Regions from separate parts of the Homo sapiens genome. Here region 2 is linked to region 1. The links are chromatin loops, found by intact Hi-C in ENCODE. Cell type or tissue: psoas muscle. All regions are shown on one strand. Each heading gives the region's core, and the rest is flanking DNA. Links, peaks and the distances in the headings are about the cores only. Region 1 overlaps MYO9B (myosin IXB). Region 2 overlaps MYO9B (myosin IXB).

Region 1 (2,903 bases), core at 110-2,609:
CCAGGGTCTTTTCAGCCCAGAAGGCAGCCCCACCACCCCACATCTGTCCAACAGTCAGTTGTCATGGTCCTGAGATAAGGATGCGGGACCCAGGCCCGTCCCCTCACCTGATTCCATCCTTGCCAGGTGCCAGACACTCTCTTCTTTAGCGTAACCAGTGTACCCTCTGCAAGGCGTCAGCTGGGTGGCCTGGGATTCAGTGTGGTTGGAAGAAGGAAAAGCAGCATTGTCTTTGCCCCGTGACATCTTCGTCCCAAGTCCCCAAGGCCACCTCCTGGCAGGACCTTTAGACCTTTAGTTCTGCCAGTAGGTGGCCTTGGGGACTTGGGGCAAGGATGTCACAGGTCCCCACAAACACCTGCTCATGGTTCCGCTAGCCAGGCTGGGTCTGAGGCCATGAATGGCCACCTTGGAGCTATGAAGTTTGTCCACACAGCCTCCTCTCTCAGGAGTCAGGGCACAGGTTCCTGCAGTGTGGGTTTAGAAGTTGGCAGGCCAGGCACAGTGGCTCACACCTGTAATCCCAGCACTTTGGGAGGCTGGGGCGGGAGGGTCGCTTGAACTCAGGAGTTCTAAATCAACCTGGGCAACATGGCAAGACCCCATCTATACAAAAAAAAATACAGAAATTAGCCAGGCACGGTGGTGCACGCCTGTAGTGCCAGCTACTTGGGAGGATCACCTGGGCCTGGGAGGTCAAGGCTCCAGTGAGCTATGATAGTGCCACTGCACTCTAGCCTGGGTGACAGAGTGAGACCCTGTCTCAAAAAGAAAAAGAGAAACCAAAAAGAAGGCAATCCAGGCCAGGTGCAGTGGCTTACGCCTCTAATCCCAACACTTTGGGAGGCCGAGGTGGGCAGATCACCTGAGGTCGGTAGTTCGAGACCAGCCTGACCAGCATGGAGAAACCCTGTCGCTACTAAAAATACAAAATTAGCCAGGCGTGGTGGCGCACACCTGTAATCCCAGCTACTCGGGAGGCCGAGGCAGGAGAATCACTTGAACCCGGGAGGCGGAGGTTGCAGTGAGCCGAGATCACGCCATTGCGCTCTAGCCTGAGAACAAGAGTGAGACTCCATCTCAAAAAAAAAAAAAAAAGAAGGCAATTGGCGGCCCCCGGCCAGCTGGGTGGGTGGCTGCAGGAATCTGGGGTCCCCAGCACCCTCTGTGACTCCCACCCTGTGGACCTCCTAGTGTGCAAGATGACCTGCCACAAGAAGTGCGTGCACAAGATTCAGAGCCACTGCTCCTACACCTACGGGAGGAAGGTGAGTGTACGAGGCCTGGAACTTTCTACAATGACACTCCACTCACGGCCAGGTGCACCAGGAGGTGGTGCTTGATGTGAGGGCCAAGCGAAGCATTGAGCAGCCAGTAGGGGGCGGCTGTGGCCTCTGGTTCTGCAGAACACACCATTGTCCCCGGTTCTGTACAAACTCCTTGAGGCCCTCAGGCAGGGCCCAGGCCTGTGTGTGTGTCTCAGCTCCCCCAGCCCTGCTCATCCTTGCTCCTGAGAGAGTCCTGAGCCATGCAGAGGGAGGCCCCCCAACTCTGTGCATAAGGTTGGGGTCCTGGGTGCTGGGGGTGCAGCAAGAGTCAGGGTCTACTTCTGTGAGGTGGCTGTGGGGGCTAGGTTATAGCTCTCTCCCCACGAAGGACCACCCATGCCTTGGGTGGCCTACAAAGGAAGCCCCTGCCCAGTGGCTGCCATGCTGGCCTTGACTTCTGCAGCCCCACACCCCCAACAACCACGCAGAAGGAGACAGGGAGGGACAGAACAGCAGAGGAAGCCCTGAGGGCCTTGTGCGGGACCAGGAGGCAGAGGCCCCCAGAGACAGCTGGAGAGGAAGACAGCCAGGCCCAGACCTGACCCCCAACCCCGGCACTGCAGGGCGAGCCAGGCGTTGAGCCTGGCCACTTCGGCGTGTGCGTAGACAGCCTGACCAGCGACAAGGCCTCGGTGCCCATCGTGCTGGAGAAGCTCCTGGAACACGTGGAGATGCACGGCCTGTACACCGAGGGCCTCTACCGCAAGTCGGGTGCTGCCAACCGCACTCGGGAGCTCCGGCAGGCGCTGCAGACAGGTGGGCGCTGTGGGCAGGTGGGTGCAGTGCCAGGCCCCAGGCACAGCCGTCCTGCCAGTGCGCCGCTCACCAGACCCACCCCACCCACCCCACAGACCCCGCAGCAGTCAAGCTGGAGAACTTCCCCATCCACGCCATCACAGGGGTGCTGAAGCAGTGGCTGCGGGAGCTGCCCGAGCCCCTCATGACCTTCGCACAGTACGGCGACTTCCTCCGAGCCGTCGGTGAGCCCCATGGCGGTGCGGGTGGCAGCAGGTGGCCACAGCCAGGATACAGCGTTCGCTGTGACCAGCCCAGGAGGCAGGACCACCCAGTTCACAAACTGAGAAACTGAGGCCCAAAGCAGTCGGCCCAGCCAAACCGGGTCCCCAGTTTGGGGTGGGGCCAGGACACCTCTGTAGCCATCCATTCTTGCCTGGGCACCACAGGGTGGATGGCACCTGTGCATCTCAGGTCGTGTTGGTGGGGACAACAGGCACCTTGGGGACCCTTGGGAGCTGACGTCCTCAAACCCCACTGCCTGCAGAGCTGCCGGAGAAGCAGGAGCAGCTGGCTGCCATCTATGCCGTCCTGGAGCACCTTCCAGAAGCCAACCACAACTCCCTGGAGAGACTCATCTTCCACCTTGTCAAGCAAGTGCCTCCCCACCTGCCCTCTGTGGGGTTAGGGTCGCATTGGGAACCCGCGAGGCAGCATTTCCCAGGAGGACCCGAGCTGGCGTTCTGTGGTGGTTTCGAACCAGGATGCAGACCACTGTTGGGGGTTCTGGGAGGGGGCCAGGCTGCTGGGCCGCCCGGGTCCCTTGAGGTACCTCTCTGT
Region 2 (2,903 bases), core at 176-2,675, 61 kb before region 1:
GGGCCTTGGCTATACACCTCTGTATTTTTCAGGTCTTATCTGGGCTTCTAAGTGACTTATAGCCTACTGTCTTGGGGACAAGTGAGTGTCCTCAAAGCCGAGAAGGAGGGAGGCCCAGGGCTCCAGGCTGAGGCCTATAGAAGCTCCATCCTCGCTGGAGCCCATTATCCTTAGCAAACTAACACAGGAACAGAACACCTAATATTGCATGTTCTCACTTTCAAGTGGGAGCTAAATGGTGAGAACACATGGACACACAGAGGGGAAGAGCAGACAGTGGGGCCTCCTGGAGGGTGGGAGGAGGGAGAGGAGCAGAAAAAATACTATTGGGGCCAGGCACAGTGGCTCACGCCTGTAAATCCCAGCACTTTGAGAGGCCGGGGCGGGCAGATCATGAGGTCAAGAGATCGAGACCATCCTAGCCAACGTGGTGAAACCCCGTCTCTACTACAAATACAAAAATTAGCTGGGCATGGTGGCACACGCCTGTATTCCCAGCTATTTGGGAGGCTGAGGCAGGAGAATCGCTTGAACCTGGGAGGTGGAGGTTGCAGTGAGCCGAGATCGTGCCACTGCACCCCAGCCTGGGCAACAGGGCAAGACTCTGTCTCAAAATAAAAAAGAAAAGAAAAAGAAAAATAACTGTTGGATACTAGGCTTAGTACCTGGGTGACAAAATAATCTGTACAGCAAATCCCTGTGATACAAGTTTACCTACTTAACAAACCTGCGTGTGTACCCCAAAACCTTAAAAGTTAAGGCTAGGCATGGTGGTGCATGCCTGTGGTCGCAGCTACTTGGGAGGCTGAGGCAGAAGGATCCCTTGAGCCTGGGAGACAGAAGTTGCAGTGAGCTGAGATCATGCCACTACACTCCAGCCTGGGCAACAGAGCGAGACCCCATCTCAAAAATAATATTAAAAGGTTAAAAAATAAAGTTTATTTAGACAACAGATAAAATGATGTTTTTGCAAATTATGTCACAATCTGGAAAATATTAATTAAATAAACCGAGTCTGGGCATGATGGTTCATGCCTGTAATTCCAGCACTTTGGGAGACCGAGGCGGGTGGATCACTTAAGCTCAGGAGTTCCAGACCAGCCTGGGCAACATGGCAAAACCCCATCTCTACAAAAAATTAGCCAGGCGTGGTGGTGCATGCCTGTGGTCCCAGCTGCTCAGGAGGCTGAGACAGGCGGATCGCTTCAGCCTGGGAGGCAGAGGTTGCATTGAGCCAAGATCGCAACACTGCACTCCAGCCTGGGTGACATTGTGTGACCCTGTCTCAAACAAAAAAAAAAAGAGTGAAAGAAAATGGGCTACTCTCTGCTTACTGGGTAGCCCTACTTTGCAGGAACAGTTAAAGAAAAAATAAGAGACCAGGGGTGGTGGCTCATGCCTATAATCCCAGCACTTTGGGAGGCCAAGGTGGGCGGATTGTCTGAGCTCAGGAGTTCGAGACCAGACTGGGCAACACAGTGAAACCCCGTCTGTACTAAAAATACAAAAAATTGGCCAGGCGTGGCAGCGTGCGCCTGTAATCCCAGCCACTCGGGAGGCTGAGCCAGGAGAACCGCTTGAACTCGGGAGACAGTGCTTGCAGTGAGCTGAGATTGCGCCCCTGCACTCCAGCCAAGGCAACAGAGCGAGACTTCATCTCAAAAAAAAAAAAAAAAAAAAAAGAAAAAGAAAAAATAGAGACTGGGCACAGTGACTCATGCACTTTGGGAGGCTGAGGCGGGCAGATTGCCTGAACTCAGGAGTTCTACGTCAGCCTGGACAACATGGTGAAACCCCGTCTCTACTAAAATACAAAAATTAGCCAGCATGGTAGCGCACATCTGTAGTCCCAGCTACTCAGGAGGCTGAGGCATGAGAATTGCTTGAACCCGGGAGGCAGAGGTTGCAGTGAGCCAAGATTGTGCCACTTCACTCCAGCCCAGGTGACAGAACAAGACTGTCTCCAAGAGAAAAAATAGATAAATTGAACAATACAAAATATAAAAGCACAGTGTAAAATGAGAGGAAAAAAAAGAAAAAGAAATTCCACCCTCCTGATCTGAAACCTGCTTTTGATTTCCTTGCAGGCTTTTGGAAATGCCAAGACAGCCCACAACAACAACTCCAGCCGGTTTGGGAAATTCATCCAAGTCAGCTACCTAGAGAGTGGCATCGTGAGAGGGTGAGGTGTCCCTGGGGTCCCCACTGGTGGGAGCTGGCCCCACGCACTGTTGCTTCCTGACACACACATGGGAGTGAGATGTGGAGATCATGGCTGTGTGGATGTTTATGCTTTGTATGGGAGAGCGAGTGTGATTTTTAGGTCTTTGAGGTGAAGGTCTGGAACAGTAGGTTGAAGTAGGAAATGTGGGCAGGGGCTGGGGGACGTGGCTAGAGGTAGTGGGCTTTACCGAGAACAGGCAAGGACAGCCCAGCCCATTTCCTGTCTTGATAAAGTTTCTAATTTGGTAGGTCTTGGGGGTGTCACAGGCAGTGGGGATGCGGACTCTGGCCTTTGCCAAACATGTGCTCCTTTAGCCAGAAAATGACAGGTACAGAGCTGCAAAGTGAGGTGGTCGTGCATGGAAATACTGAAGGGTGGGTGGGTGGATGGACTCATGAGGGGATGGATGGATGGATGGATGATGGATGGATGGATGGATGGATGGATGGTTAGAGAGACAGATGGATTCATGGGTGAATGGATTTGCACGTAGATGGATAGACAGATTTATGGATGGATGGATGGATGAATTCATGCATGGATGGCTGAATGGATGGATAGATGAATTATTGGGTGAATGGATTCATGAGTGGATGGATGAATAGATTCATGAATGGGTGGGTGGATAGATGGATGGATGGATGGATGGATGGATGGATGGATGGATGGATGGATGGAT

Evidence for each region. A loop is a pair of places that touch in the nucleus more often than their neighbours do. Peaks named below come from ENCODE experiments on the same cell type or tissue, not always from the same donor. Only the 100,000 strongest peaks of a DNase experiment are listed, where the experiment ranks them.
Region 2: a loop joins it to region 1, with 1.9 times the contacts of the local background. A loop is called at or near these places in 4 of 110 quality-filtered maps.

What each region holds. Positions count from the first base shown.
Region 1 is chr19:17,204,069-17,206,971 of GRCh38, forward strand. It overlaps MYO9B (myosin IXB), which reads left to right. Exons shown (of 40, transcript NM_004145.4): 31 at 1,195-1,268; 32 at 1,892-2,084; 33 at 2,180-2,308; 34 at 2,611-2,716. Among named protein-coding and RNA genes, the nearest start is that of USE1, 9.8 kb to the right of the region's middle. In psoas muscle, for the core only: a CTCF peak has its summit at 1,346 (motif pointing right); a DNase peak (open chromatin) is centred at 1,383.
Region 2 is chr19:17,143,310-17,146,212 of GRCh38, forward strand. It overlaps MYO9B (myosin IXB), which reads left to right. Exons shown (of 40, transcript NM_004145.4): 3 at 2,088-2,182. Among named protein-coding and RNA genes, the nearest start is that of SNORA118, 53 kb to the left of the region's middle. In psoas muscle, for the core only: no CTCF peak of the experiment used is centred there; a DNase peak (open chromatin) is centred at 1,617.